Regions from separate parts of the Mus musculus genome. Here region 2 is linked to region 1. The links are chromatin loops, found by intact Hi-C in ENCODE. Cell type or tissue: heart. All regions are shown on one strand. Links, peaks and the distances in the headings refer to the core of each region. The heading gives the core; the rest is flanking DNA.

The links. A loop is a pair of places that touch in the nucleus more often than their neighbours do. Peaks named below come from ENCODE experiments on the same cell type or tissue, not always from the same donor. Only the 100,000 strongest peaks of a DNase experiment are listed, where the experiment ranks them.
Region 2: a loop joins it to region 1, with 2.3 times the contacts of the local background. A loop is called at or near these places in 2 of 42 quality-filtered maps.

What each region holds. Positions count from the first base shown.
Region 1 is chr7:74,693,619-74,710,370 of GRCm38, forward strand. It overlaps the pseudogene Gm7726. Among named protein-coding and RNA genes, the nearest start is that of Gm30459, 64 kb to the right of the region's middle. In heart, for the core only: a CTCF peak has its summit at 10,107 (motif pointing left); no DNase peak of the experiment used is centred there.
Region 2 is chr7:74,617,694-74,634,445 of GRCm38, forward strand. Gm39037 (a long non-coding RNA gene) reads left to right here and starts at 8,557. Exons shown (of 2, transcript XR_001778346.1): 1 at 8,557-8,763; 2 at 9,447-9,821. In heart, for the core only: no CTCF peak of the experiment used is centred there; no DNase peak of the experiment used is centred there.

The DNA.
Region 1 (16,752 bases), core at 5,289-13,288:
AACCCGTGAAGGCCTGACACAGTCCAGGAGGAATTGGCTCTGTGTAAGTGGTCTGCTTAAAGCACGAATCTGTTAAGGTGTTGTGTGTTTGGTGGGAATTGAGTCATCTTACTTATTTGGGATTTTAAAGCCTATTTTTTTTTAATCTCAGGATCTTCTGTAATATCCAACTGACCTCCTTTCTGAAAAGCATTTGAAATATCCAAGTCTCTGCCTTTGCATCCAGTAGTTATCAACAAAACCTTAGGAGGGCATCTTTCCTCATGACAATACCTCCTTCAGTGAAGAAAAAACAAAGCAAAACTGTATCCTCTTGGAAGGTATCCTAGCAACTGAATCTCAATAGCTACATCTACTAGACACCTCCTGAGGAGGGGGCCAGGCTCCTGCATCAAATGCTAAAGGGTGTGGCAGTTTGGGAAACATAAAACCTACTTGGGAGAGTTCATAATTTAACAGGAAAGGAAGCAGTGTAAGCGGTACTCGCAGGAGCATTACCTCTGTAGAGGTGTGTGAGAGGAAAGAAGTAGCTAAAGAATGGAAAATATGCAGAAAATAAGTGGCACATGTATGGTGGCCTCTGAAAAGTAAGTAGGGTCTTGCCAAGTGACAAGGAGAACATTCTAGGCAAGGACAGCCCTCAGTTGCTGAAAGTAGTGGTAGGACCATCTCTGAAGCTGGAGGTGGGCAGGCAGGCAGCTTTCGGATCCACTGGAAGCATTTGATACTCACTCTGAAGGTGACAAGAAACCACTAGAGACACTGTTGAACACAGCAGCTGTGTGACTGCTAGGGCTGCAACTGTCCATCGACCAAGTCACACCTGGACACAAAATCTCCTAGAGAAATTCCAAGTCCTGGTGATGCTGAAACAACCTGTACCTAGCTTCAAGTTCTGCTAGTTTCCGTCAGCTTCTTATTAGCATAGATGAATCATGCAAAATAAGAGGCTGTTTTTCGTCACTTGCAAGCATACTTATAAAGTAATTGGATCATATTCACTCTCTCTATGACCCCTCGTTGCCTCTCCCCCCTTTACCTCCCATGTCTTGTTACCCCTCTTCTGCTTTCCTGTCCTTTCTTCCCTTGATTCCACAGACAAACAGTTGAACATAATGATCTCTGGCTCCATCCATATTCTTTCAAGTGACAAATGGTATTATTCTTCTGAATAAACAAAACTATATATATATATATATATATATATATATATATCATATCATATCATATCATATCATATATTCATTCATTAGTTAGTGGGCTCCTAAGCTGATTCCATAAGTTGGCTATAGTTAAATGCATCATAACAAGCATGAGTTTGAGGATGACTGCTGACTTTGATTCTTGGGCTATATGTATCTGAATAGTTTTGCCTATTTTTCAAGTCTGGATAGTGATCGCTGTGTCTGCCTCTCATAACAAGGCTAACGTGCTACACACCATCTTTCCCCCATAGGCTGTACTTACTGCTCTATGTGGTCCATTGAGGTAAAACAGTTGAGACACGGTTACTTCTGAAAAGTAGGGAACTGTAGGGCAGTCATTGAGACTGTTATGAATGCTAAACTTCAGCTGCTCATAACAGGATCTCCAAGAAGCCTTCTTTGTCTGCTTTGGATTATGTTAACTGATTATTCTTGTGGAGCTAACAGCTTGAAAGCAAAAAGAGCTAACACAACTATGAACTGTGACTGCATATGCATCCGCAGCAAGGCGGGGCAGGGCAGGGCAGGGCAGGGCAGCTTTTCTCCTTCTAATTAGAAAACTACTTCTAGGATCATTGGGCTAGCCTGGGTCTGCTCTTCTTACAGAGATAGCATGAGAGTGAGAGGGTGACTAAACCATGCAAGGCCCCTTAAGGTCTGGGTTTAGAGCCATTTCTTGTTGCTTTCATTTTCATTTTTTGTGAAATCCAAAATGAAACTGTAATGAAAAACAACAGTTATAGAGCATTTTAAAATATAAGAGTCCTGGAGGGAATCAGGACATAAGGAATTATCACATTGCTACCTGAAGAAATAAACCTTTGACCTGTACCCAGGGATGGAGTGTTTGGATTGGACTAAGTATGGGAAGGCCACCAATATTTTTAATGACAGCTGTAACTGTCACAAATACATTCTTTACCTACAGCTCTCCCTGTCAATCAGTCATGTATAACCCAGGATCGATAATGATATATGGCCTAGCATGAGAATAGCTTTTCTGCACTAGCCACCTCTTCTATGTAACTTGTGGGACTTCTTTTATCTTTGTCCCTTCAATGGCCCTGCAGCCTTTAAACATTGTTGGACCACTCATCCAGCCATACCCGAGCCCATGTTTCCCAACTGCAATTCCCATGACTTTAAATAAAGTTTGTTAATGATATTTTAGCTTAATGAATTGGCCAAAGTAAGTTTCATGTGTGGCCAGGCTCAGAGTCAAGGTTCAGCATGCAAAGCTGTCAATACCAAATGAAGTGAGGAGCCAGGGCAAGTGGCAAAATCTAGTGTCTGGCTATTGCTATTTGCTTCTGATTCTCCAATCAGGATAAACAGGCACCCTTATCATAGGGAAGCACAGAGTGCCACAGAGGTCAGGGAAAGGTGTGCCCTACTCAGCATGGGCACAGCAGACTTTCCTAAGAGGAATTAGATGAACTGGTGTTTGGAGATGAGTAGGACTCACCATCTGGACCTTTGTTGGGTCTTAATTAGGATTTTATTGCTGGGAGGAGACACCATGGCCATGGGCATTCTTATAGAAGACAGTTAACTAATGCTGACTTAGGCAGTTCAGAGGTTTAGTCCATAGTCACCATGGCGGAAAACATAACAGCATGCAGGCAGATGTGATGCTAGAGAAGGAGCCTCGAGCTCTGCATATGAATCATCAGGCAGCAGAAAGAGAAACCCTGGGTTTGGATTCAAAGGCAACCTCTAGTAACAGACTTGCTCTAACAAGGCCACACCTTCTAATACAGCTACTCCCTATAAGCCTATGGTGCTCCTTTTTATTGGAACAACCACATTGGGGGACAATTTAAGAATGGCCACTATTTATACGCACTTTTCGAAACCTATTACTGACAGGCTTTTAAGTATTTGAAATGGCAGAAAAGTAACAACAAGCCCTCTTGCCGAAGCCCTCATTCACTCTGTGACTCTCAAGGCTGTGAACAATGTTTAGGATGATTTAGCACCAACATGCACTTCCATAGTTCACTGTGAGCGTCTGTTCCTTTGCCTTGCAGTCGCCACTTGCCAGTCTGAGAGCTCTGTGAAAACAGGAAGAAATAACAGGTCATAAAACCACAATTGGAAATTATGACAATTATGACAATCCTGACCAGTCTTTTACCTCTTGGGACAAGGTATAGAACAGTTGTTCCCACCTGGCTGACCGTCAGTTATATTTTCTCTCCTCTACAAAGTTGGTTCCTTTTGACTTTTATACTTTCTCCCATCTCTTCAGCTGCTCTCCAGACTCGACACAGTCACTCTTGCTAGGATCTGCTCTCACCGATACAGGCTGCAGTATGAGCTGTGACCTCTGATATGACAAGAGCAATCTCATGCACGTAAACCTGTGAATTCTTTTGGAACTTTGTGCCCCTCTTTCACATCCAACTTCCCTTTAGCAGTACAACTTGGATAAGCTATTTAAACACAGTACTTCTGTTATAGTGTAATATTGGAATACCAGCTATGCTCCTATCATTGGGTTTTTCTGGGAAGCTTCCATATTAATACATATAAAGAAACTAGAAAAGGGTCTACTGTATACTTCGAAGGCTCCAAAAATAGTGGAAGCTACCATAGCAACCATCCTAATCACCATCGTTTTTTTCTTCTAGTTTACTCTGTGACTTGACATTACTGGCCAGGAGCAATGAAATAACACAGAGCAAAGCAATGAACAACTGGAACAAAGGTTGAGAAAAATATAGACTGGGTGAACCTGAAATATAGTCAGTCCAGGAAGATAAAGAGCTAATTAACTCCAGAGAATGGGCTGCATACAACACCTACCAAAGCACCAATTGTGTTCTTAAATGGTGCCTTGTCTTAGCACGTTTGCCCTTTGCAAGATGCATTGTATGCGTACACTTTCTTAGAGACCAAATTTTCTGTTCCTATAAAACGTGATGGCAGCAGTCATGGCCCTAACTCAGACAGAAACAATCAGTGTGGACCCTCTTCTTAAATCGGAGCTGTGCGGCCAACAGTGATTAGAAAAAGAGCACAGACACTGTCAGAATAATGAATTTAAGCAAAAGGGAAACCTCAAGATGAGGAAGATTATCGAGGTGCAGAGGCTGAGCTGTGTGAAAAAATGAAAGAGAAAGAAAGAGAGGAAGGGGGAGGGGGAGGGGGAGAGGGAAAGGGACAAGGGACAGGGAGGGGAAGGAGATCTCATTCACTGATAATGGGAGAAATAACTTGCTGATGTCTAATGTGGTGTGGGGAGCAGACAGAAACAATGGATGTTTAGGTGAGAGCTGAACATTTCAAGGTCATTTGTGGGTCTATGACAGAAGGAGACCATGACTCTCTTCAAGCTCAAACAGGAAGAAAAAGAAACCAAGCTACAGATCAGGCAGAGAGATTAATATAGAGAATCAAATGGCAGTGTTAGAGCCAAATGGAGGGTTGAAAATGAACAGTGTGATGGAAAATTATGCTAGGAAGCCACTCCTCAATCCTAAGCTTAGGTGCTTTGGGGATCAAGGTGGATGAAGAAAGAAATGGTGAGGGCTGCAGAGACAGCTCAGCAGTTAAGAGCATCTACTGCTCTTATAGTGGACCCAGGTTCAGTTCCAGGACCCACATCATGTAACTGCGTGATAACTAGAGTTTCAGAGGATCTAATGCTCTCTTCTAGACTCAGGGCACTTACATATATAGGGCAAGTATGCATACATACACACACACACACACACACACACACACACACACACACTCATGCACACACACACACACACACACATATAAATATACATACTCAGGCACACACATATTAATAAAATAAATAAATATATTTTTTAACTTTTTGTTCTTTTTTATTATTTTCTTTTATTACATTTCAAATGTTATCCCCTTTCCTAGTTTCCCCTCCGAATATTTCCTATCCCCTCCCCCGTCCCCCTGCTCACCAACCCACCCACTTTTGCTTCCTGGCCCTGGCATTCCCCTATATTAGGGCATAGAACTTTCACAGGACCAAGGGCCTCCCCTCCCATTGGTGAATGACTAGGCCATCTTCTGCTACTTATGCAGCTGGAGCCCTGAGTCCCACCATGTGATTTCTTTGATTGGTGGTTTAGTCTCAGGGAGTTCTGGGGGTACTGGTTAGTTCATATTGTTGTTTCTCCTTTGGGGCTGCAAACCCCTTCAGCTCCTTGGGTTCTTTCTCTAGCACCTTCACTGGGGACCCTGTGCTCTGTCCAGTGGATAACTGTGTATTTGCCAGGCACTGGCAGAGCCTCTCAGGAGACAGCTACATCAGGCTCCTTTCAGCAAGCTCTTGTTGGCATCTGCAATAGTGTCTGAGTTTGGTGATTGTTTATAGGATGGATCCCCAGGTGGGGCAGTCTCTGGATGGTCATGCCTTCAGTCTCTGCTCCAAACTTTATCTCTGTAACTCCTTACATGGGTATTTTGTTCCCCCTTCTAAGAAGGATCGAAGTATCCACAGTTTGGACTTCCTTCTTCTTGAGTTTCATGTGTTTTGCAAATTGTATCTTGGGTATCCACTTATCAGTGAGTGCATATCATGTGTGTTCTTTTGTGATTGGGTTACCTCACTTAGGATGATATCCTCTAGATCCATCCCATTTGTCTAAGAATTTCATAAATTAATTGGTTTTAATAGCTGCATAGTACTCCATTGTGTAAATGTACCATATTTTCTGTATCCATTCCTCTGTTGAGGGACATCTGGGTTCTTTCCAGCTTCTGGCTATTATAAATAAGACTGCTATGAACATAGTGGAGCATGTGTCCTTCTTAACAGTTGGATCATCTTCTGGGTATATGCCCAGGAGTGATATTGCTGGATCTTCTGGTAGTACTATGTCCAATTTTCTGAGGCACTGCCAAATTGATTTCCAGAGTGGTTGTACCAGGCACATACATATTTATAAAATAAATAAATATATCTTTAAAGAACAAAAAAGTGACTTATTCACTGCCAACTATCTTCACTGCATGTCCTTTTGCTGCTCCATTGCCTGGTCCTATGCTGATTTCAATGGAAGAAGTCACTGTGGTCATCAGTGACAATGACTCTGCCATGTGCAAAGCTGATTTTGCTGAAAAACATGCCTGCAGAGCCATGTTTTCCTTCATTGACTAGTACCCATGACACTAGGGTGTCATGGTAGCCAGTAGACAGAAGGACTCCTATGTCAGATATGAGGACAAGATCAAGAGAAGTATCTTGATCCTGATGTACCCTATTGAATACTGCATTGTCACCAATTGGAAGGGTCTACCATCATACCTTCTACAATGAGCTGCATGTGGCCAGGAGGAAAATCCAGTGCTTCTGACTGGGGTATCACTCCCAATCCTAAGACAGAAGATGACACAGATAATGTTTGAAATCTTCAACACCCGAACCATGGGTGTAGCCATTAAGATGGTGCTGTCTGGGCACACCATTGGCATTGTCATGGCTCCCGGTGGCTGGTCACACATAAAACGACTATCTATGAGGACTACTCCCTTCTTCATGTCATTTGTGTGTGTGTGTGTGTGGACTTGACTAGCTGATACCTATCAGACTACCTCATAAAGAGTTTGACTAGTGAGGGCCATTGCTTCAACTCATGGCTGAATAGGAGATTGTGTATGACATTAATGACAGGTTGTGTCATCCCTGGATTTTGAGCAAGAAATGGCCACTACTTCATCATGCTGCTCCTTGAAGAAGAACTACCAATCACCTGATGTGCAGGAGATTGGTATCATCAATGAGAGATTTGGTGTCCAGAAGTGGTCTTCCAGCATTTTTTCCTGGGCATGCAGTCCTGTGTCTTCCATGAGACCACCTTCAACTTTATCCCCTTGTAGCTTGTCATTGCTGACAAGATTCAGAAGTTCAATACACTGTCTTCCAGGACAGTGAAGGTCAAGATCATTAATCCCCTGAGCATAATCTCTCAGAGCATAGGTACTAAGACTGGATTAATGGCTCCATATTGGCCTCACTGTCCACCATTTTACAGATGTGGATCAGGAAGCAGGAGTACGAAGTGTTGGGTCCCTCCATTGTTCACTGCAAATGGAACAAAGAGGAACAGATCTAGGCCTCTGCTGTGTGAGCTGATTCTGAAGTATCAATTTGTCCTGGCTCAAGCACACACCTCATTCTAGCCTCACAAAAATGAAATAAGCCTTTGAGAAGAACTTTGTCCTTGAAGCTTGTGCCTGATATCAGCACTGGATTGCCGAACGTGTTGCTGATTTTTGATCATGTATTAAAGCTAACTGTTCCCTGGTGACATGTTCTGATTTAGTCCTTAGTCCATGTGGCTCAACCACTTGGTGGCTGTGTAGAACACACTATGGAAGAGAAATCTCAGCCTGATGGCTTCATGTGAGTGACACAAAACGTTCTGTCCAAATTATTAACTTACAGTCTACCAACCCAGAATTTCTGGAGGCTGTGAGATTCCTGAACCAGTTGCCTCATCCATCATGCTATTTAACAGGGTGAGAAAGTCCAAGCCTTAGGATCGAGTTTCATTCTGCTGGTTTTTCTCTTTTCCATGGTGGCTTTTGATTTGCCTGAGCTGGGAATATTTGCATTTACACCTATGAATTTATTCATCTTTTTAATGTATGTAAGGCTTTTTTTTGTACACAATTCTTTACGACATGACATATTTTGGTTTTCTATTGTTTGTTGAGAACATTAGGCCCCAGTAACAAACACATCATTGTGTAAAGAAAAATGAGTGCTACCATCACTTGAAAAAAAAAAAAACATAAAAAAGAAATGGTAGATGGGAGTGAGAAGGATTTCTGAAGAAAACAAGCAAAATCACTCTCATGACTCCATTCAACGGTATGACTGAGAGCCTGAAATGGCCCATATGTTGAGCATTGTGGCCTTTGAAACAGCAGGGTCACCAACCCTCGTCACCATGATCATGGTCCTCAGAGACTGGCCATGTCTCTCGGTGGGGAGAAGAGCGTGTTTACTTTGCCATTGGTTTTACAGATAATGTTTTATCTACCCTCACAACAACCTCATGGGTGGAGTGCAGATATTATTATTTTAATTTCACACACGAAGAAGTGCAAGCTCAAGGCAATGGAGTGATGGTCCATTGGGCACAGAGGATGCATGCACACTAGGACCAGAGATCCCACCTTCCTACCGACTTCTGACTCTGGCAATCCACGCCACCACCCCTAATGGCTTAGTTTTTATCACATTGATTAAGCCCAAGACATTTCCTGTTATATTTATAAATCTATGTTTGTATTTTTTTTTTTTTACTTCCAGAATATAATTCTCCTAAGAAGCCTGGGGCACTTATACATTTAAAATTCTGATCCATTCAACTCTCCTCAGGAGACACAGAATGGTACAGAAATCCCAAGTGGTGGGTGCTTAATGGAAAACCAAGAAATACAACAATTTACATGTCCATATATATATAAAGAGCTCTGACCTCCTGGTAGGAAAGGAAATGTGAATTAGGAGTGAAATGAGGTTAGAAACAATAATGAAGCCAGAACAGAATGAGAGTCCTGGGGCAAAATTGGAATATTTGTATTCAGAGGTGTTTTCTTCAGAGAATCCGAAGGCCAATGATGTGAACAAGAGACCTGACCACACAGGATCAGAGGGACACCAGTGTAGACATTACCTGGAAAGTCCTTCCTCACAACTCAGCCAGCCTTCTCTCTTCCAATAATTGCATTTTTTCATACTAAGGGGTCACAATTAATTGTTGAGTTTGTCACAGGCTCATACATACTGAGGTTATAAGCTTTGCTTTCGCAAATATTTGCTTTTGTTTGCACAGGTTTAGTCTGTACCTTGTAACAGAACAAGAAATAACCTCAACATTCATATAAAATGTCTTCGTTTCCTAAAAATGCTTGTTTATGATTGATTGTATTTGCATACTGTTCAGCCTGGAACTGGTTGCTGCCTTCTTTTCTGTTCTGCTCTGTGGAGCATCCGTCTCTGCAGGGCAAACACTGGGTCTCTGAATTCTTCTGCCTTGTCATTCTGCTTGTGTGGAGGGGTCCCCAGTGCAACTTTGCAAGTTCAAGACCTGTAAGGGTTACAAAGTGAATTTGAGACCAGCCTGTGAAACTTAGAAAAATCCCTTAAAAAAAAATGAATGTTTTAAAACGGCCTGAGGTGGGGTAGGGTAAATAATGGCGACACTATGGCTAAGTGTGAATATGTGACATTATTCTAAGTGTGGTTGCAGGGAACCTGGTGCCCCTTTCTGACCTCCATGGGTACACATGAAATTAAATATATCTTTTAAACACACACACACACACACACACTTTCACACACTGGTAGGAGCACAGCCGTGAGAGGGCATGTGGTGGGCATGCATGAGACTCTAGCATCAACTCCTTCGATCATCAGAAATCCACCCACCCTACCAAGAAGCAGAGGAGCTCTGGACATGTTGTCCTTTTCATTAAGAGTCACAGAGACTTCCCACCACCTCGAAGTAAGCTCTGAGTCTCTTCTTTCGGGAGAGAAGCTGCTTTGGTTTCTGACCTGATCTTTATCCTCAATTGTAGTTTCTAACTTTGAAATTTACTCACATTCTTCATAAGCAAGGCTTGTTTCTACCTCTGGGTGTTTGCAGGTGTCTAGTTCTCTAACTGAACCCACCTTGCCTCTTTTCTGCTTTCTTAGGCCTCTGAACTTCTGCATCCCCTTCAAAAGAGATGCCCAGCTTTTTGTCCCTTATTTCTCAGTGTCGTGTTTACCACATAAAATGCACATTTTGGGGATGAGAGATGGCTGAGCGGTTTAGAGCACTGATCCCTCTTTCAGAGGTCCTGGGTTCAGTTCTGAACAACCACACGGTGGTTCACAACCATCTGTAATGGGATCTGATGCCCTCTGCTGGCATGCAGATGTACATGCAGCTAGAAGAGTCATACATAAAAACATAAATCTTAAAAAAAAAAAAAAAACAATTTGTTATTTCCTTACCACTTATTTCCTCCAGAGAACCTCTGTTTAAGATAACATGCTGCGAACATCATTTATGAGTTTCTGGCAACCACATTAAACACTGTAAAAGCTCCAAGTGATTAACCTTAACTATCATATTGGCCCTCATCTATCCAAAGTATATTTTTGTTGTTTTCAATATGGAATGACTGCATAGATGATCAGGATATCTTCTATTCTTTTCATAATTATTCTTAGAAGCATTGTATATATTTCAAAACGCATATATCACATGACAAATATGGCACTAAAAGCTTGTACTTCATAATTTCATGAGATTTGTAATCTTTAAAGTTCAGAAAGGAGATCCAAGCCAGGAGATGGATCATCAGGTAAAAGCTCTTGGTTTGCAAGCCTAAGAACCCGAGTTCAGTGCTCAAGTTGTGCTCTGATACGACATTTATAGTTACTCAGTGGCTCACAATACTGATCTCTGTCTCTGTCTCTGCCTCTGTCTCTCTGTCTCTCTGTCTCTCTCTCTCTCTCACACACACACACAAACACACAAGCCATTAATGAATACATAATTTTAAAGGAAGCCTCTACCTCTATTTATCCAAGCCAATGTGAAAGTTTTCCAAGAACTAGATTATAATAATTTTTAATTGAAATTAAATAGCCATAAATGTTCTTCTACTGAACTAACCACATTTCAGGGGTGTCACGGTTCCAGACAGCCAGGGCCAGGATTAAGCTTTGAGCATCCAGGGTCTAGGTAGTAAGGTCCTTGAGAAGGTGGTTCCTCTAGCTACACTCATGTCCTCCCATTGGGTTCTATGCCGACGGAGCAGCCTGGAGATCCAGCTCGTCTTCTATCTCCATGCCTTGGGCAGGAAGCACAGAGCTGATGTTCACTTGGCAGGCAGGTATTCAGTGTCGTAGTGTGGAGTGGTGATTGAACCCACTGTGGGTTCTCTGCTGTCAGGTTTTAATGGAGACATTTGGGACACAAGTAAATGACTAGATTTTCTTTCTGAATGACAGGAGACTGTGCATCATGAATCATAAATAAATAAATAAATAAATAAATAAATAAATAAATAAATAATAAATATCCATCAACTGACTTATTTCCAGAAAGTTTGCCTAATTTTTTATGTGATTCTAGATTCTGTCCAGATACCAAAATAGCAATGTTAGTCAGAGAGAGAGAGAGAGAGAGAGAGAGAGAGAGAGAGAGAGAGAGACTTTAGTCACACTGGTTCCAAAGGGAAAGGCGTTCCAGAAATGTGACATGGTTTTAACAGTTTCTTTGGGGGAAATGTAAGAGCTCTGAACTAAGGTAGCATGTGCACAAAACAAGAGCTTGGACAACAAATTGCTCTGGGCCTTGGTTAGGGATTGTGTTTGAAGAGGCAGAGGCAAGTGGGAAAAGCATGCTTGCACCACTTTCCCTTCATATCGAGGGACATTCCCCCTGGGATAGCACCATGCTGCTACACTAGAAGGGCAGAGAAAGGAGGAGGGATGGGAAGGGGGCACAGAGCCCCAGGAAAATAGAGAGCAGTGTGAGACTACACAGCAAGAAAGTATGCAACAAGGTATGTATACATAAATAACTGCGTCTGTCTAGTGCATGTGAGAGGTGCACAAATTTGGAGAAACTACCATGACCGAAAGTACTGGCACTTAGTTAGCCTAAATCTAATTCAGGGAGCACCTGGGCTCTTGAGGGAGACATGGGGAGCAGACTTGCTTGTTAGATATCTCCTGACTCTACCCAACCTTAGCTCCAGCTGCTCTGTCTGGCCTGAGATAGAATCTTTGAAACTTTAGGAAGGTCTGGAAATCCCTCTGCAAGCCATTTTCCATATTCAACCTGCAATAAATGGTTTATTCCAAAAGAATGGCCAAAAGGGATCAAAAGCTTTTGGGATCCTGCCTCACACTCACCAACACTTATTATTCCTCTCCATCTCAAAATGAGAATGAGTGTTTCTGTTCTTATCCTCAGGAGATGCACTTAATCCTTGGAGGGGAAGACCATCTCTTCTTGCATTTACCAACTCATCAGAACCTGATGGGAATGAAAATGATAGAGGTCTGTGAAACAAAACACACCTGGCATCTTCTCGTCTTCCCCACAACCCACTGCTTTATGTTAATAGAGTTGAACTAAAGAGGGCCAGGTAGGAGGTGGGCAAAATCATTGCTATATAAATAATAATAATAATAATAATAATAATAATAATACTATTAATAGAAAATTTCTTCAACTAAAGAGAAAAGGACAGGAGAAGACAAGAAAGAAGGAATACAGGAAATACTAAGTTCACTTTCCTTGTGGTGGGTACTGTAGTGCTCTGCCCAAGTCAGAGACATTCAACCTTTAGCTGTGTGTTTCCTGTTCATTATTCACACTGAATGTGTTCCCTGAACTGCCTTCACATTAGAAAAACTGCCTCACCCAAAAGCATACCTATTCCTGGGAGAGCTTTCATGTAATAACCCTAGCTAATGCAGGTATTCAGTGGCTAGCCCCATCCCTTCAATGCACAAAAACCCTGGAGGTCCACCCAGCTCTAGAGTTCCATAGGGACTGGCTGAGCCCTTGTTGACTCTGTACTGCAACTCACTCTGTGTACCTGCTATACTCTCCACAGCTCCCCTCCCCCATTGATTCTGAGGCCAAACATCTTTGGTTCAACTGAGCAAGGGGAAAGTAATTGGCCTGAGAAGAATCCATGACCCAAGACAAATAGCTGTCATTACTGTTTCACTGCAGAAAGATACCTGTAGAACCCTACCAGACTGAAGAGACAGAATAGTTAAATCTTATGAATGAAGCATTCTTAAAGTATAAAACTTGGCATGTGAGACCTACTTTGGAGGAGGGTTAGGCACATACATATACTTGATCTTATATAACTTAGAAAATGTGTGTAGTGTGATTCCAGTAATACTTTGATACATATTTATGGCACACGTAAGTACTTAATATTTGAACGGAACCTGAAAGTGCTTCTTCTTCCACATATGACCTTGACCATCAGTGATCCTTGCAATGACCACTTACTTTCAAAGACAGTATTTTCATTGACATTATTTTCACTGATCTATACTTTGCATAAGAGAAGTTCCATATTTTTCCTGGAGAATGTACATTCCAGATGAGACTAATGGAAGCATTCTGTGTGTTCTGTGTGGCAACAACTGTGATGAATCCCTCTAAATGTGCGGGCACTGTGCAAGCAGAGCTTACAATAGGGAATTACAGCGAGTGTGGAACACAGGGAAGGCTTATACTGGGAAACAACATTGCAGCTCAGAGCTCAGAGCTAGAGAGTGCATAGCATCAGCCTAGAGCAAGAAGAGGCTGAAGCCCTCTAATCATGTGTGCACTCTGGGGACCAAGGCATGATGTCAAGGGCATGAAGAATACAGAGGAACTCTGGGATGTACTGCTGTCTGCTGATTGTAGAGACCTGGAAAAGGATTTGGACTTTATTCCAGGGATAGAAGCGAGTCATTGGAAAGTTGTAAAAGAGAGTGACAGGATCAGATAGAGATTTTTAAAGTATTGTACTGCTTCAAGCACTGGACCAGGCTAAAAAGAAGCCAGGGACACCAATTCACAGGCATCTGGCTTAAGGGAAAGATGATGGTCACTTGGGAGAGGGTGAATCTCAGAGATGTTGTGAAGAGGACCCATGAATATTGGGAGCCCAGCTGATCTGACTGAAGATGCACAGGGCTAGGTCCCATCTGGGACTATATTCTCTCAAGGGATTGTGAATGCTCAACTCAGCAATACTTAGCTGTTTCTAGTGTCAGAAAACTTATGAAAGTTGAGAAAATGAAATTATGCACCATGTCATTGAAGATCATAACATTTGCCACCAAAAATATAACAATTTTCCCAGAGAAAGCATTATACACAGGTTCTAAAAGTTGTCACTGTAACTATGGTGAGAGAAACCCCAAGAATAAGACAATTCTGATTTGATTGCTTGATATTCATGGGACTCTGAAATCCAGTCTCAAATCACATAATCCATTCATAAATTCAACAGGTGATTATTTTTAATCTTACTGTTGACAATTTAATACGACACACACATAGAACATATTCTGGTCATATTATCCCCCTATCGTCCTTTTATTAACTCCTTACTCCTTCTGCATCCCTCCTTCTTCCCTGTTCCCCTCCCACTTCCATATAATTTTTAAAGACCAGCTGAGCTTAGTCATGGTGGTTTGCAGGAGTATAGTTATCCAACTTACCAATGGACTGATCATTGAGGAAAAGGCTCCCGTTTTCCCAGCAACCAATAGCTCCTCAGATAGGGTTGGGCCTTGGGACACCCCTCCTCCATCAGTGCTAGAATTAAACAGATATTTATTGAATGCCTTATTTCATCTAAACGATGATGCCAGCATGTAGGATATATGAATGACGCTTCCAAAAGGGCATAGCTAATAAGAACTAAACTGATCCCGTCCAGGGAAAGAGCAACAACAACAACAAAAGATGGCTGAGACTCCTTCATCCATCATTAAATTAAAGGCAGGATAAGGTGTTACCCATAGAGAAACTGAAAGGCATGGAAACCCCAACCTCAGCCTCTTCTGGCGAAACTGCTCATACTAACTCATATCTAGAGATCCTCCAATCTCCTTCCACTTCTCCCAGCTCTGTGTTTCCCAGTTAAGTTTCTCTTGTTCTTGTGACATACCAGGGCCACCCCTTGCAGGAAATCTGCCTCACTGCCTCGCTGAAAGGCGAACTGACTTTCAGGCTAATGAAGTTTCTGGAGAAAGACTTCATGATCAATGATGTCACACATGCTCCCAGGAGAGAGATGAAGTCTGGCTTCTCACCAGCCTAATCCCAGACCAGCTTCGACTGAATCTGGTTTAGAAGCAATGTTTTAAACTTTAGATTTTCCTATGCTTCTATGTACAAGAATGCCCTTGGAAAAGGGATGTTGACTGAAGCATGGAAAAACCCTGTCAGGACATTGCTGATGCAGCAGGCAAGAGTCCTGGGGGCACCTAGCAAAGGCCCAGGAATGCTGCCACCTCTGCTGGCAAAGTACAGGGTGGGGTGGCCTGGTGCAACCCATTCTTCTTGGCCCTGGGGACCATCTGTGTGTGTAGGATTTCGGTGAGGCCTCTGCTGTTGTTTTTACTCTAAGTGTCCAGAAACAAGGAGACTGGAGGCATCACCGAGTTTTCGTTCCTCAGCAGTGTTTTGGAACTGACTTTTCCTCATTTGCACCAGATGCTCAAGCACACAGCCTGGTTGTCAGGACTTCCTGTTAAATTAACCTCTCGTGTGTGGAGACCGGTTGCTGCAAAGCAAAGATTGGGAGAAAAACCAAACGGAACCAATATATAGGCCAGGACTTAGCTCCCACTGCAGGCCCATCTGCCTCCAGGACTGAATCTTATCTGATCATTTCCATGGCAACAGCTGTGGGATTAGAATAGGATGAAGGTTTAGGAAGAGTTGCTGGAATTCAGTCCTAGACAAGTGAGGATTATTTAACTACACTCTCATGTTACCATGGAAACGCAAATTTACAAATCAGGCAGGATTTTTGTAGCCCTATAGCACAGAATTATATTCTTAAGGCTGCTTCAAATCCCCCAGCCCTGTTTTTCATCCCTTGGGAGGGGGCATAATTATTCCACTGGACACAGCTTAATTATTCCACAAATAATTTTTATTTTCATTTTAAAGGCATAAAAAGTACACAAAGTTTAAGATCAAAGGACTAATTCTTAAAATGCTGTTCTAAATTTTTTAAAGTCAAATATGGTTAAGCTCAGGGAGAAAGAAATTTAAATCTATACTAAGGAATATATACAGAGTCAGCTAAGCCTCATATATGAACCAGAACCAAAATTATCCTCATTAAAATGGTGTTTATTTCTCTTAACTACAATTGACCCTAAATTTTCAAGTTGCTTATTAGAAATTTTAGCATCAGAAGTGAATAAAGCTTCATCTTTGATCAGAGTTTTAGGTTTACAAACCATGAAACAAGAGAAGGAGAAGAAGAAGAAGAAGAAGAAGAAGAAGAAGAAGAAGAAGAAGAAGAAGAAGAAGAAGAAGAAGAAGAAGAAGAAGAAGAAGAAGAAGAAGAAGAAGAAGAAAAAGAAAAAGAAGAAGAAGAAGAAGAGCCAAAGGAGTGGTGATACCTGTCTCAAAGTCAAACCACACCCCTCTTACATCAGAGCATCTTCAAGGAAGCCAAAGATGCTGACAATCGCATTTTGTTCTTAGTGGTTCCCTATCAATTCTCAAACACCCAATTACTATTTTCCACTCTCCAGCCCTTCCTGTGGCACAAATACTTTGAGTCTCCCACGTGGCTGACACCACCTTCTGTCACCATTATCCGCACCAGCTGCTTAAGTCAGTATGGTGACAGGAGCTGTCAGAAGTGGAGTGACTTCCCTCAAGGTTAAGCAGGAATACAAAAGGATAGCTGGACCCTCAGTCAGAGCCGCAAAGTTAGAACGAGAGTTTATGTGGCTCTATTTTGGACAGGGCTGTAATAGGCTATTTGCATATCAATGGTATCTGTGTCG
Region 2 (16,752 bases), core at 5,667-13,666, 76 kb before region 1:
CAGACTGAAAACCCAAGACAAAGGAGCCCCTGCCACGAGTTAAGGTCTTATATCTAGCATCTCTATTTTAAGCCAGGCTTGAGCGTGGCCGTCTAAGGCCTGAGATCCTGGCCCAGTCATTTCCCCAGGATGGGAGTGTGTGTGTCCGTCCCATCCTCCTCTGGCCTTTCAGAGACATAACTGGATCCCTTCTATCTTTCCTCATACTACCCAAGTGCATCTGGTCCCTTCCCTTTGTTCAATCCTAGCTACCACTGTTAACCTAGGCCTCAGATTTGGACTCATTATAGGAAACTGTCATCAGATGTTAATTGTGGCAGCAGGCAAGTTCCAACAAGGGAGCTATGGAAGTTTCAGCTTGCTCTCAAGGCAGGAGGAGTTGTCAAAATTCAGACTTAATAGAATACCAGAATCGTCCATAAGCTCTAAAGAGTGGATTATTGAATTTTTCATGTACCTGGCTCTTGTCCCAGCTGCCTATGAAAATGTTTCACCTGTTCCTGGCCTGGGCCATCACTTGCCCCCAGTTCCAATATGGGATCAAGGAAGAAAACACTCTAGAGATCACTAACCAGGGCTCAAGTTCCCCTCCCTGAAAGGGATACTGGGAAAGCTATTTGAGCTCATCAAACTCACCTTTCTCAACTGCATGAAGGTTGATGTTGTCATATATAGTCAAAGCATGCTAATACAAATTAAACGAGAAATTTAAACTCAGAATCTAGTCAAGTGTTTAGCATGGAAAGTGAACCACCCATGTTCCCTTCCCTTTTCTTGCCTGTCCTAGCATCATCTGTGATCAATTCAAACCTAAATTTCTAAACCTAAAAAGATTTTCTAAAGATCTTTCATCATATATATAATCTGTAATTCTGTTTTTAGTCTGTCTTTGCATTAGATTCGAAAGCAAGACTCTTATTCACAAAAGTTGGATTTTTCTGACCAGATAGAGTGCTCATATTGGTAGCATAGCCCAGTGAGTTAGCTGGTTTTGGTAATCTCTGGCCCTAAATTGTGAACTTTGAAGGAGGCATTTTTCAGGTCAGAGGCAGCCTTGGGCACTGGAAAATGGCAGTGGGAGAAACGCTCAGGGATCCGGTTAGTCAGAACTGACACGTCCCCTGTTTACCTTGAAACTTTCTGCTGCCATGAGTCCTGTGAAGACCAAGGAGGAGGGCAACTAAACCTTTTAACAGGTGCCCCCTCGACCACTGCAGAGTCATGCAGGCCACTGTGACAGGCCACTGTCATGGATCTTTGGTGTGTTCTGGATCTAGGGGCGTGGTATCAGTACTAAACATTAATAATAAAAGGCCAGAGTCTTCCATGAACTCTAGAGAATGAGTGTCTGGAACTTGGCTCTATTTTTAATACCAATTTTCGCCCAGCCTCTCTCCTCTCTCATCTATAAAGATGACCTGAACTGCAAAGATATGATTCCCCTAAAGTGGGAAAGAGCCAAGGCATTTCTAGTTGATTAGACTTGGGAGTTTTTCCTGTTACTGCTACAGTTAAATAGATATTGGCAAATAGTATAACCTGTAGGGAACCAAGCAGAGGAGAACACGGCTGGATGTAATTAGAAATATCCATCATTCTCTTTCCCCAAAGAGCCAGAGAGTGGTATTTAAGGGGACAGTGAGGCCCAGTCCATGAACAGCCTTAACTCAGGAAATAGTTGAGAGGCTCCTTGTAAATGACTGCCCATTGTGCAAGGGTGGTTAACTCTTTCTAGTTGTTAATAACACACCTCAAGCCTGGTTGATGGACACCTCCGAGATGAATCTGGAGGGCTGGAAGCACAGTATGGCTCCATTTCAGCAATGAATCATCTACCTAAATATGCAGCTGTTTTCACAGTTTGTACTGTGCCTGTATGCATTGAGGGGAAAGATGATTATCCTGTTATTTAGAGAAAAATAAGACAAATGCATTTTAAACCAGAACACATAAAGAAGACCAACTTATTTACCATGGCTCCCAAAAAAGGCAGTAGGAAAGTAATCTCCTTAGTTGGGTCCAGTATAGTTACATTAGATAAACACTGATTAAATCAACCTTATGTCTCAATCAGAGAAAGCAGGAGCAGAGATGATGGCAGGGTGGTAGAATGTTGGATGAGTCAGTGTTGCCCAATGGTTGTGGAGGTGGATTGCGGTGCTTTGGGGATGAGATATACTTTTTCTTCAGCTACTTTCTAACAACGTGACCTTAAGCAAGATACTTAACCTTTTCCAGTCAGGGATTCTTTATTTGTAAGCAGGAATAAAAATACCTATTATGTTTTTAAGGTGGTTAGTATGTGTGACTGCTCAGGGACCACTAGTCAATGACACAGGCCCTGGGGCATTATGGGAAAAGCCACTGTGGCAGACGAAAGCTTTCAAACACGGGTTGTCTGTCTCTTCCCCACAATATGTGGGCCCAACAGCCTTTCAGATCTCAGAGCTTTTTAATTTTTATAATTGTGTAGACTTTGCTTGTTGAGCATCCTAACCAGAAAATCCAAAATCTAAGTGTTCTAAATCTAAAACTGTTTTAATCAGCACATCTGTAACCCCAAAGTATGAATGTTAGGACACCCTCGATTTTTGGATTAGGAATGCTCCAACCAAAATATATTTTTGATACAATCTCATAAGTCCCTATGATAACACTAATATTTTGCTACCCAAGTGTCACCGAACCTGGTGCCTTATTGAATTTAAAGAAGAAGAGAAAGATGAGGAGGAAGAAGATGAGAGGAGATGGTCAGATGAAAAGACTATCACAGACACATCCTGAAAGGCATATAAGCAGGGAAGCACATAGTTCTAATGCAGCAAGAGCATGGCCACTGCTCACGGGTTCTCCCAGGAGCTACGAGAATGACTGCATAGAACAGTGTGAGAGGAGAGAGAAACCAAGGTGGGGCCAGGTGAGCAGGACAACACAAAGAGACAGCAATGAAAGCCATGAAATACTTGCTCATCAAAAGTCTGTAAGTGCCAGAGGGTTTGAGAAGGGATGTCACAGAATGCAAAAAAGAAAAGGGCTTTAGTTTTGTTGAGTTGTTGACATAGAACCCTACTGATGATTCTCTGGATTAGTTCACTTTTGTTTCTACAGTAAGTACACAAAATAGTTGATTTTATAAAGAAAAGCTTATATCAACTCCAGGTTGTTGTTGTTGTATAGCTGTGGTTGGTTAATATGCTCTTATCCCCTCTTCTCAACAGCCCCCCCCCACAGCCCTTTTATTAATAAGCCTTAATCAGCTCAATGGCTGGGACACTCCTAAACTTCCATGTTGTTAACACCTCCCCTCCGATACTCCTGAGTTATTACTTACTGAAATCTATATTTCATCTTTGCCACCCTAGACTCAGTGTGGGGCGAGGGCTCCAGTTACATGATTGGACACACTCTCTCACCTGCAGCTCTCAATCTTGATCCTTTTCCTTTCCTGGCAATGGCGATTCCTTTCTTCCTCTGTCCCATGGTTCCAGAACCACCATTGTCTCTCTGTCCAACCATTAGCTGCCTGGCATCTTTATTTACCAACCAGAACTAGCTGGGGGCAGGGACCCTTGGCGTCTCATGTGCAGGATTCTCGTGCAATTTCCAAATAGCATAAGATGAGCAATAAACCAAATCCACAACACATTTTTTGTTGTTGCTCTTGTTGTTGTTGTTGTTGTTGTTGTTGTTGTTGTTGTTGTTGTTGTTGTTTTGTGCCTAGTTTAATGGCCCTTTTGCCTCGGACCTATGACATGACTTGACCCAGTATGGACAGAGCACCTAGGGAGATGGTTGCTCACATCATGACCAGAAAGAAAGGCAAGGAAAAGGAAGAGGGCCCAGAGTCTCAGTATCCTCAGGAGAGTCTGTCTTCCACAAAGCTCTACTCCTAAAACATTCCACCAATTCCCAGTGGCACCACAGATTGAAGAGCAATTCTTCAGCCCTTGAACATTTGGAGAATATTCAAGGTCTAAATGGCAGCATGCTTGGTATGATTTTGAATTTATTGTGAGATGTACTGGGAACTGGTAAAAGTGTGGCTAGAGCGGACATTTTAGCAGAGCTGTGCATGCCTGGCCTCGTGGTGCCATGGTAGTTAGAACTAGGAGAAGGGGAAGATGTATCTCTCTGGTCTGAAGGTGAAGTACAAAGAGATAAAGCCTGTCTTTGGCTTTCCTATGCTGGTCAAGGGAGATTCTGTAATTGTTTTGTTTTCTTATGTAATAAAGGGGGATTGTGGTTTGCTCACAGTATCTTAATTGTGGCTCACTGTCCATCTGTGGAGAGTAAAACTTTCCTTCAGGCCTAAAGATATGCCACACGCAAGCCCCCAGAGCCAAAGACTTGGCATGGGCTTAATCTTGTGCCTCAGCTTCTTGATGCCCATCAGCTACGTCATGCCCGATGGATACTCTAGCAAAATTGTAGTGTGCATCTTGCTGTTCCAGAAATTCTCCAGGGGAAGAAGAGGCACAAATAAACACACTTAGAGATCCTTAGCATGTAGATAGTAGAACAGGAAGTCACAGTGGTGTTTATACAGGATATGAATAGATGACAAATCTATGATAACCAAGGAGCTGAACTAAGAGCAGCACATGGGAGTGTCCTGATCTGTAATCTTGGAAGATGGCCCTCAGAGAACTATGTCTTCTGACATTCATGTCCCTTATAGTGGCCTCACCAGGTGTGAGGGGTAGACAAAGTAACTCACTCGTAAAGGAAATATGATATTCAGAGGGGTTGTCACTTCTGAATCTAGGTTTTAAAAACTATGATTGACTTATTATTTTTTTTAATGAGACAAGGATTCACTATGTAGCCCAGGCTACACTGAAACTCACTATGTAGCCTAAGCTACTTCAAATTTGTAATTCTCCTGCCTTGGCTTTTCAAGTGTTGAGATTTTAAGTGTGCACCACCACACCATGTTAAGACTGTAACTTTGAGTGAAATTTTGCTAGTGTATGCAATGGTATCAGCATTTGGAGGCTGATTATGGGATGGACCCCTGGGTATGGCAGTCTCTAGATGGTCCATCCTTTCATCTCAGCTCTGAAAGGACCCTGATATAGCTGTCTCTTGTGAGGCTATTCTTGGGCCTAGCGAACACAGAAGTGGATGCTCACAGTCAGCTATTGGATGGAACACAGGGCCCTCAATGGAGGAGCTAGAGAAAGTACCCAAGGAGCTAAAGAGATCTGCAATCCTATAGGTGGAACAACAATATGAACTAACCAGTACCCTGGAGCTCTTGACTCTAGCTGCATATGTATCAGAAGATGGCCTAGTCGGCCATCATTGGAAACAGAGGCCCATTGGTCTTGCAAACTTTATATGTCCCAGTACAGGGGAACGCCAGGGCCAAGAAGTAGAATTGGGGGTGGGGGTAGTGGGGGGGGGCATGGGGGACTTTTGGGATAGCATTGGAAATGTAAATGAAGAAAATACCTAATTAAAAAAAAAGACTGTGACTTTGAAAGACTGTGACTTCTATCTTTCTAAACCCTTGTCTCTATTTTTGGCCCTCACTCTCTTGCCTTCTTGGTTTGATCAGCATAATGAAATTGGAAGGGCATATGTGGCACGGAGCTGAGTGTGACTCCAGTCAATAGCCAGTGGAGATCTGAGGCTCTCATTCCAAAAGCCCACAAGGAAGCAAATTCTGCCAATAGCCCTGTGAGTGTGGAAAAGACCTTTCTCAGTCATATTTTAAGGCATCCATCATCCTGGAAGACCTGACCCAGATGCTTCACACTCACATTCCTGACCCGTGAAACTTTCAGGTAACTGACAGATGCTGTAACAAGGAGCCAAGGCGGGGAGTGGCTTCTGTGGGGACAGACAACTAACATCAACGGAGTAGTGCTCCAGCACCCAGAGTTAATCTTACTTAGTTCCTCATTTTATTTTGGAGAAAAGTCTGTCTTTAAGAGCACAGGGTATTTTAGAAATTTTCTACCTAAGAAGCAGAGCTCCTTGGAGGATTGATTAGCTCCTGACCTACACAAAGCCCCGAGGTGTAGACTGTCATTACTAATTGCATGTGCTAGGGTTAAAACTTTGTCAAAAGATATGTTAAAAAATTTTAAAGAACAAAAAATAAATAAAAAAGACTACATAATTTTTACATTTTAGTTTTACTATAAAGCATCATGGGTACAAAGATAAGAATGAATAATAATAACAATAACTACGAAAGCCTGGTATTTACCACCCTCCTTTGTGAAACATTGCTTTTTTGAAATTGGCTTCACATATTTTTGCATTTTTAAACTTTTATAGATTTTAATTAAAATATAATTACATCACATTACCCCATCCTCCTTCCAGCTTCCCCCAGGTCTTCTCCTGTCAACTCCTTTCATGCACACCCCTACACTCTCAAATCAATAGCCTCTTCTTCACTGATCATTGTTAATACATATACATGGGCGTGCGTTTTATCTATGCAGAAACCAATACATATAAACTTCTCCATCTTTTTCTGTTATTTGTCCATTCCATACATGGCTAAAGGATGACTATTTTACATTTGATAGCCAATAAAGGGACTAATCATGGGAGAGGATGTTTACAAGTAAAACATTTTAGATAAAGCTAAAGAGCTATTTGAAATAGATCTAAGGTCCCTTCCTATTCTCCTCCACTCCTAATCCCCAAACCATAACCTTGGTGCTGTGGGTACCATTTCCACGTAGACTTTTATATTTTTCCATATATGCATATGTATATATGCAAATACATATGTGCTGGAATGCACTTCAAGAATGAAGTCCTGTGAGAATTCTAAGTGCTTATGAGAAATCTCCAAGACAACAAGACAAGAGCTCTGTGACCTCAGTTCCTTCAAAACCATGGAACTGTTTTTGGATTGTGACTTTCATGCTCCTCCCACATGTAACAGATATGGATGAGTTTACTTCGCATTATACATTCCATCTAGCTATTGATATTTGTTTGACTCTGTGAAAAAACATGTTTCTGCCACGTGTTGTGACTGTACATGTTACTCCTGTGACTCATTTTGACCCTCAGAGTATAAATTGTCTGATGCCTTGACTTAAGCTGGCTATTCAATGAGACTTTAGTCTGCCTCATTCTCCCAGGTCTGACCACCTCTAGAGTGGTAAACACACACCTATATTTGCATATCTATGTATGGTAAAAATGTACATGCTAGCATGTATTAGCAAAACCTATGGTAAATATATGTGTGTGTGTATGTAAACCATGTATAACAGTTTACATGTATTAATTTAAACTTCAGACTAAGGATATAAAATTCTGTAAGACTTTTTTGCGATCTGTTTTTTGTAATTTTTAAAATGTGTTTTTATAATTGTATTGCTTCTACTAGTGTGTGTCGTGTTCATGCCACAGTGTGCACGTGGAGGTGAGAAAACAACTTCTGGGAGTCTGTGCTCTTCTTCTAGCATGTGGATCCATGAAATTGAATGGAGTCAGACTAAGAGGCAAGTGACCTTTCCTGCTAAGTCACCCCACTGGCCCTGATTTCTTTTTACTTTTATTTTTAAATTGTGTCTGTATGTATGTTGCATGTTGTGTCTGTATGTATGTTGTATGTTGCATGTTGTATGTTGTGTCTGTGTGTATGTTGCATGTTGTATGTACTTGTTATCATGGATGTGTGTGCACATGCATGCATATGGGCTTGGAGACCAACCTTCCCGCCTGGACACAGAGCCCTCCAGTGAATCTGAAGTCCATTCATTTGGGAAGAACTGGCTGACGAGCCTTAGGGGTCCTCCTGTCTGTGCCTCAGAACTCTGGGGTTACTACAGATATGAGTCACTGTGCCTGACTTTTTAACATTGGTTCTGGGGTTATGAATTTAGTTTCTTGTGCCTTAAGTGTAGGCACTTAACTAACTGGATCATCTCCTTAGCTCTTCATTTTTATTTTTAAAAAAAAAGTGGTTAAGCACTTGCATTGAGATTTTACATGTTTGAATATATAGTCTATTCTGGTTATTTTTCTGTCAACTGAACATAAACTTGAGTCACCAGGGGAGGGGAAACTGAATTGAGAAATTGCTGTCATCAGATAAGTCTATGTGCATGTCTGTGGGGCACTTGTTAAATCATGATTGTTGTAAGAGGGCCCTGCTCACTGTGGATAGTGCCAATCCAAAGCATCTAAGCCTGAGCTGTATAAGGAAGACAGCTGAGCAAGTCAGAGAGCAAAGCAGGGCATAGGATTCCTCCATGGTTTCTGATTCAGTGACTGACCCCAGGGTCATACTTGAGCTCCCACCCTGGTTTCCCTTGATGACAGACTGTGACGTTGTTTTCTCCTCAGCAGCTTTTATTTACAGTGTTTGTCACAGCAATGGACACAAACTATGTCATAACCCTATTTCATTCATTTCAGCTGCTCTTCACTTTTGATCCTGTGCAACCTTTTAAATAAAACTCTGCCTTCCATTGATATATATATATATATATATATATATATATATATATATATATATTATATATTATATATATATTATATTATATAATGCTTTTGCTTTATTTCTGTCACTCCATACAATATGCAATATGATAATGGAATTCTGCTGCCTGGCTACTCATGTTTACAGTCAAAAAAACATTACTATGGAAATGAAGCACTGCTGAGCAGCAGAAGATACACGCTTCGAGATGATTACACATTGGTTTAGTCCCTTTCAAAGCAGTACTAGCTGAATGTGGCAGTGCATATGCTCAGTCCTTCCAACTCTGGATGTTGAGGCAGGTAAGTCATGGATTTGAGGACAGCCTAGGCTACATAGAGAGAACTTGTCTCAATACAAATAAGCAACAAACAATAATGAGTAAATAGATTAAATAATATAAAGTTATAACAATTTTCAGTTCTACTCCAGGGTCTGAGCATTTCCATCAGCTCATATCTTCCTTTGTATGCCCAGGACTTCTGATACAAGCCATTTCACATATGGCTTGTGCTTACAGGCAAAAGCCATATGGAAATGAAGCATTGCTGAGCAGCAGAGGATGCCTGCTTCCAGATTGTTACATATGGATTTAGTGCCTTTCAAAGCAGTACTGCCTGAGTGTGGTAGTACGTGTGTTCAATCCTTGCAGTTCAGGATGCTGAGTTGACCCTGTGTTCTGGATGTGTCCTGGGAGCTGGGGTCTTTCCCAATGGGCACTCAGGACTGGTGGAAGGAGGTGGGGATGAGGCACATCATACTAAGTGTGTGGAGACTGTCCCCTCACTCTGTACAGTGGATTTCTCCTGATTGCCTCTTAAGGATTCATTATATCATTTTAAGCAACTGCCTCCTTGCTTGCTCATATGGTCCATCCTTAAGTTGTCTGAAGTAACTGGAGACTCACAGTAATAGTTCAGCAAATCTATTACATTATCCCTCAAATTCCATTTACTTATTTTTGTGTTGTGTTTTGTCTATACAGACCCTGATTCTGGAGCTCAGATTTGCTTGGAACTTATTATGAAAACTGGCCTCACACTCACGGCAGTCCTCCTTCTTCAGCCTATGTGCTGGGACTTCAAGATACATTGCCAAGCCCAGACTCTAAATTTGAGAGGATTAGGAAATTTCTGCAGATGAAATAAAAGCTACACACACACACACACACACACACACACACACACACACACACACACCACTTTCTCTGTAATCCTGAAAGGCCCATTGACTACTAAAGCAAGTCTATGGAGCTGTGGCTTTTTCTGGACAAACATATGCTGATCTTTTTTCTGGAGCAAGTGCTGCAGAAGAGCTTACTGAATTGAAATAGGATATAAACTTGATTACTGAACAAAGAGTCCAGTACTCCAGAGATTTGTAGAGATTTTTTTCTACAGCAATGATGTTTATAGATGTATTAATATTTTGTTATTATTGGTAGCATTTTATAGGTAACCTTTTTATTTATTTTTATTCACTTTACATCCTGATCACTACCCACTGCCTCCTTTCCTCCCAGTTCCATCCTCACATCCCCCTCCCCCTGCCACCTCCCCTTCTCCTCTGAGAGGATGTGGACCCCTGGGTACCAACTGACCCTGATACATCAAGAGGCAGCAGGACTAAGTACATCCTCTCCCACTGAGGCCACACAAGGCAACCCAGATAGGAGAAAGAGATCCAAAGACAGGCAACAGAGTCAAAGACAGCCCTGCTCTAAGTGTTAGGGGATCCACATGAAAACCAAGATGCATATTTGCTACAAATGTGTAGGGAGCCTAAGTCTATCCCTTGCATACTCTGGTTGGTGATTCAATCTCTGTGAGCTCTCATGGGCCCAGGTTAGTTGACTCTGTAGGTCTTCTTGTGGTATTCTTGAACAGCGCAGCTCACATAATCCTATTCCCCACTCATCCACAGGATTCCGAAAGCTCCGCCTGATGTTTGGCTGTGGATCTCTGCCTCTGTTTCCATCCGCTACTGGATGAAGCCTCTCAGGAGATAGTTATGCTAGGCTCCTGTCTGCAAGCATAACATAGTGTTAATAATAGTGTCAGGAGTTGGCTCCCTCCCATGGGGTGGGTCTCAAGTTGGACTAGTCATTAGTCATTCTTCCAATCTCTGCTTCATCTTTATCCCCACACATCTTATAGGCTGTCAAGTCAAAGGTTTTGTGGTAGGTTGGTCTCCCCCTCCCTACATTGGAAGTCCTGCCTGACTGCAGGAGTTTGTCACTTCAGGCTCCATATCCCCAGCTGCTAGGAGCCTCAGCTAGGGTCACCTCCACAAACTCTGAGGAGTCTCCCCCTTCCAAGGTCTCCGGCTTGTCTCAGAGATGCCCCCTCTACCAATTTCTGTTTTCTCTCCCAACCCTCCCCCCACCCTACTCTCCCCACACCTGATTGCCCCCCCCCATTCCTGTTTATTCCACTACCCCAATTCCCTCTTTCATCCACTCCCAATGCCTATTTTATTTCTTCTTCTAAGTGAATTCAAGCATCCTTTCTTGGGCCTTCCTTGTTACTTAGCTCCTTTGGGGTCTGTGGATTATAGCCTGGCTATCCAGTACTTTATGGCTAATGTTTACTTACATTTTTAAATATAGAATTCCAGTGACATTACATGGTATTACTTTCTACATGGTAGACCAAAAGTGCTAGGAGAATATAATTCATCGATGCCTTTTCTGTACTGGGTGAGTTAGATATGTACCCCTCTGCAGGGGTCATTTTTCTCATATCTCAAATGAGCTAGTATTTCAATGGATTCTTTTGAGATTTAATCATTTTTTTCTTAGTGTTTGGAAAGTGGTAAATATTTAACCAATGTTGGTTCACTCTGTCCCTTAAAACGCATCTAGTAGACCTATGCAATGAAACTCAAGTTAGGACTTCCCTGAAGTTCCAGTGAGACTACATATAGCATATGTCCCGTGAATCCATCCATAGTGATTCCCTCAAAAGCAATCCAGGGGATACATTTTAGTGATCAGACAAAAGTTCAAGATTATACTTTTCCAACACTAATTTCTATGCTCATGGACTCTCCTAGCTTGCTGCTCATTCCCAGCCCCTGGGCTTCTCTGTAACAAATGTTTATTTCCTCATTCCGCCAGGGCTGTGGCTGTCTTTGGTGGCCTCCAGGAATGCCTGGAACTGACTCGATGGGTCACAGAATGTAGTCTTGGGTTTAGGGGAAGCTCCTGATTTTTCAAATGCCTTTTCCTGACATGCATTGTTTCGGACATCTGTAGAAACAATAGCCATGAGTTATTTATAGATGAGTATGAATGCTGCATCCATGCTGAATCTCTATTTGCACAAGGCTTCACACAGATTTGATAGAAATTTCTTCCCAAGTTACTCTGGCTATTCAACAAAATCCATACTCCAGAAAGTGACACCCCTCACACCTTTCACTTACAAACATTAAGAAAGGGTTTTGAAGAAGAAATAAAATTACCAAACATGTTCTATTCCTGCCTCTATCAACTCTTGCCTATAACAGCTCTTAAAAAGAGAATCACTATCTTAAAGGCAAAGATCTACATAAAAATTCCAACACCAAACAGCCTCACCTTGAGTAAAGGATCAATAGATGTCTGGCTGGAAGGATTCCTCAGAGCTTGGTCACCTCAGACCCTTCGTTTCCCAGTGTCTAGAAAGACAATGAGGTCAGTCAAGGGATAATGATAAGTAATATGTGAGATGGCATGCCGGCAGGTCTCCATGGCCACTGGGCCACAGGAAGGAGAGAAGAAAATGAAGTTCAAGCTTTGTCTTTCATGTTGTAGTATCAAGGGATGATGTTTATTCATATTAAAAATGTTGATGACATATGAAAATTGTCATCCTAAAACAGAGAGCTTTGGGCCAGTCACTGGATCAACAAACACACAAAAAAGGCAAAATCCCACCCAGAGTTTTTCTGACTTTTAGCCAGTTGTTCTCTGAGTTAGCTGGTTACCTGGATAGATAGGTAGGCAGACCAAGGTAGACCAAGAAGTAGCTAAATGGGTGTGTACACAGATAGGCAATAGAGATAGAGGGAGAGGCAGATCTGTGGAAACATGAATTAAATCATTGATTCATTGATTATTTTTCAGAAACTGCTGATGGATTTTCTAAAACTGTAGTGGAGATATGAATCTTTTATCACATTACCAGTGAGTCATTTTAACGGGAAGAGAAATGATTTTCCATCTTACTGACTTTGGTTTGCCTGTGGGTGATCTGCCATTCACACAGCATGTTAGTGATATCAGTAATCAAGCTATCACTATTCATTCAGACTCCATATCTCTCTGGGTGGTCACGGCACCTAAGCACCATTAATTCATTCACTTTCTGATTCCCAGGAGCCAGAGAATGTAGCCTCTACCCCGGAAGCACTAAATGTTTAGTTCGAAGAACAGGGAAACTGTCACAGGGATGGAAATGCAATATTTGACAGAATCAAGATTCTAGATGATTTCGATGAGCAAGACTTGGAACCAAAATTAAATACGGGTGTAAAGATTTGTGAAGTATTTTGTGAAGTAAGCAAAAAAAAATGTGATTGATTTGGCCTAGCAAACACAGAAGTGGTTGCTCACAGTCAGCTATTGGATGGATCACAGGGCCCCCAATAGAAGAGCTAGAGAAAGTACCCAAGGAGCTAAAGGGAAATGCAACCCTATAGGTGGAACAACATTATGAACTAACCAGTACCCCCCAGAGATCTGTCTCTAGCTACATATGTATCAGAAGATGGCCTAGTCAGCATCAGTGTAAAGAGAGGCCCATTGGTCGTGAAAACTTTATATGTCTAAGTACAGTGGAACACCAGGGCCAAGAAGTGGGAGTGTGGGTGGGGGGGGGATTGGGAGAGAGGGCATGGGGGACTTTTGGGATAGCACTGGAAATGTAAATGAAGAAAATACCTAATTAACAAAAAGGAAAAAAGATAAAAAAATAAAAAAATTACACTATTGAGCATAAAAATAACACAGTATACAATAACAAAGATGCAATTAGTATAAAACATATTTTATTTATTTATGCATTGACTAATGTGATTTTTGTATGTGATATATCTTTCCATATACATATATGTGTGTTCCAGTGCCCATGCATACTCATACAGATTCCAGAGGTTAATGTCATGTATCTTTCTCTACCAGTGTCCACCTTATTTTTGTGACAATCTTTCATCAAACCCTACTCACTGATCAGTTAGATAGTGTGAGCACTGACTCCAGGACCTGCCTTTCTCCACATTCCCACACCACGCCCTGTGCTAGGGTTACAGGCACATGCTACCATGTCCAGGTTTGTATGTGAGTGTTGGAGATCTGAGCTCACAGCAAACACATTACCCACAGAGATATATTTTTGCTCCCTTCTAGAAAACATCTCGAGTGGCATTTTCATTTGCTAGGGCTAATATGAGAAAACTTGACAAACTGAGTCATTTGGACAGTAGTTTACTGCATCACGGTTGTGGAGGCAAAGGGCCTGAGGTTAAGACTCCAGTGGAGATGGTTAGTTCTGAATGCTAGGAGTCTCTTCCTTAGCTTCTCATGTAGTGCAGGAATTATCTAATGTTCACTGGCTAGGAGACCTGTTTCCATGGTGTCTGCCCTCACTATCAAGTCATTTCCCAATTTCCTCCCTTTTATGAGAACACTACTCACTTTGGGCTAGAGACCATCCCTAAGGACTTTATCCTAACAAAATGCATTTGCTATGCCCTTGTTTACAAGCGAGCTCCCATTCTGAGCTACTGGGAATTAGGATTTCGGTGTAGGTGGGAGAGTGATGCAATTCAACTTTCAACAGGGACTAGACACATCTTAGGTGACACTTCTCATCCAGTCAACATAGAGGAAGTCTAGCATAAACTCTGTCTATATTTACTTAAATATGGCTTACGAGTTCTTTGAGGAATGGTCTCACAATGGTACACATGGAACATGGGGTGATAGTGCACGATAGTCAAAAAAGGAAACCATGGAGAATATGAGAGAAAAAGTGGAGATGTTTTGACCCCAAAGAAGAGATAGAGGGGCAGGCAGTAGCTAGTGGCTGGGGGCGTGGGGAGGCTGCTTTAGTAACAGGTAACATGTTCTTGCCAGTAGAAGTATTGTTTGAGTAGCAAGAATGGAGGGTGGGGTTTGAGACGGGTAATATGGAGGGGAAGCACCCAGACTTTGAAGCCACATTGCCTGCATAGGAGAGCTCAGAAAGACAAAGTATCTATGTAGGTAGGTCACATGTCTTCTGTTTCTTATCTATAATATAGAGATACGTTACAGTACAAACTTCACTGTGGTGCAATGAGGGTTACATGAAGTAGCCAGGTAAGGATATAAGAAGGTGTCTCACACTTGGCATACTTGCTGTGGCCATTGTTGTCATCGTCGTCGTCGTCGTCCTCCTCCTCCTCATCATCATCATCACTATCATCTGCAGAAAGCAGACACCTGAAAAAAACAAATGGAAGGGAGAAGGGAGAGGTGATAAGAACAAGCCATGATAATTGATGAAAAAAAAGTTGCTCCCCTTTTCAATGTTAATAATCTCTTTTTTCTTAGGTAAAGAAGAACAGGTCTGGAATAAGCAAAGGATACTGGCTTCCCAGCCATTTCTATAAGCATTAACAGAGATAACTTTATAGTGTAGTTTTAATGGAATAGACTTACAATTTTGATACAGATTTTTATAACTCCATGTTCACAAAGCAATGGCCTACTAAAGCTTTATATTTTAATTGTTAAAAACATTAAATTTGTCATTTAAATCATTTTTATATCTGGGTTTCCTAGAACAGTGTGAAAAAGAGCTTATGTATTGTCAGTAGGTATAGAGAAGCCTCAAGAGTAAGATATAGAAGTCACTATAGTCACTGATAGGATATAGTCACTGATAGGATAGTATATTAAGCATAATTAACCAACAATCTCCACTGTGTACTGAATTCTGAGGGGCTCAGGGACATAGGTTTGAAGCGCAGGGGCTCCAAGCAGCTATGTTACTGTATCTCAGGACAGCGGAAGACAGGAAGAGCAAACAAACTTATCTGGAGTTTTGCCATGCATTGGTTACAGATTGACTCAGTGGTGGTAATTCTCCCACACATTAGGGTTTCATACTGATGGATAGCAAGATGTGTCTATTATAGGAGCTGATAAGATGGCAGAAGTTGGGGAGAAGTAGGAAGGAGGAAGGAGAAGTAGAAGGAGGAAGGCAGGCACCTGAATAAAATTCAAGCCCATGCTCACCTGGTTGCTGTAATCAGAGCTGGGCAGTCAGAGCAGCTGAGAGCATTAGAAGAGGTCCAGGCAAAAGAGAACCAAGGTGACTAACAGCTACTGACATGTCTCCAGACACTATACAGGTGCTCGTTAATACAACTTTCACACCAGCCACGTAAGTTGCAAGGCTCAAAGATAGCAACTAACTTGCACAAAACCACACAGTCAAGAAAAATGCAACTTAATATGCATGAAGCCCAAGGTTCAATTTTCATTCCTACAATTAAAGGAAAAGTTCATGGACTAGGTAGGTATGGTTATAGCCCCTGTAATCCTAGCTCCTGGGAAATGGAGGCAGGGGGACCAGGAGTTGAAAGTCATTCTTGATTACATAGCAAGGTTAAAAGCCAAGCTGGGCTACATGACACTCTGTGATCCAGTGTCACTTCTGTTTCTATAATAAAACACTCTGGCAAAGGTTAACTTAGTTCACAATTCCATGTTACAGTCCGTCATTGTGGGTAATCAAGGCACTTAACACAACTTTTCACACCACATCCATAGTGAAGAACAGGAAGAAATTAATGCATTACATTCACTTGCCTGCTTGATTGGTTGTGCCCACTATGAAATATTTCAGGGCCCCCTTCCTAGGGAATGGTGCCACCAACAGTGGACTAGATCTTCCCACATTGATTAAGATACCCTTTCCCCAGTATGCCACAGGCCAACCCAATTGCTAACTGAGACTCTTTTTGGTGAATCTAGGCTGTGTCAAGTTTAGAGTTAAAACAAGTCATCATGCCCAAACAAAACAGAACAAAACATGAAATGTGGAACCCAAGTTTGGATCCAGATCAGATTCTACCTTGTTGTTTTCTTATGGAGACTTTGAAAACCTGCTTCCCACATTATCCTAATCACTGAGCTAGGTTCATTCTGCTCACCATATAGCATTCCTATACTGAAGCATTTTGCAGGGGAAAAAAGAGTTTATGAATGAGGTGACCAAGTATGAAAAGATAGGAGATGCAAATATTAAATTTGCCCCCAT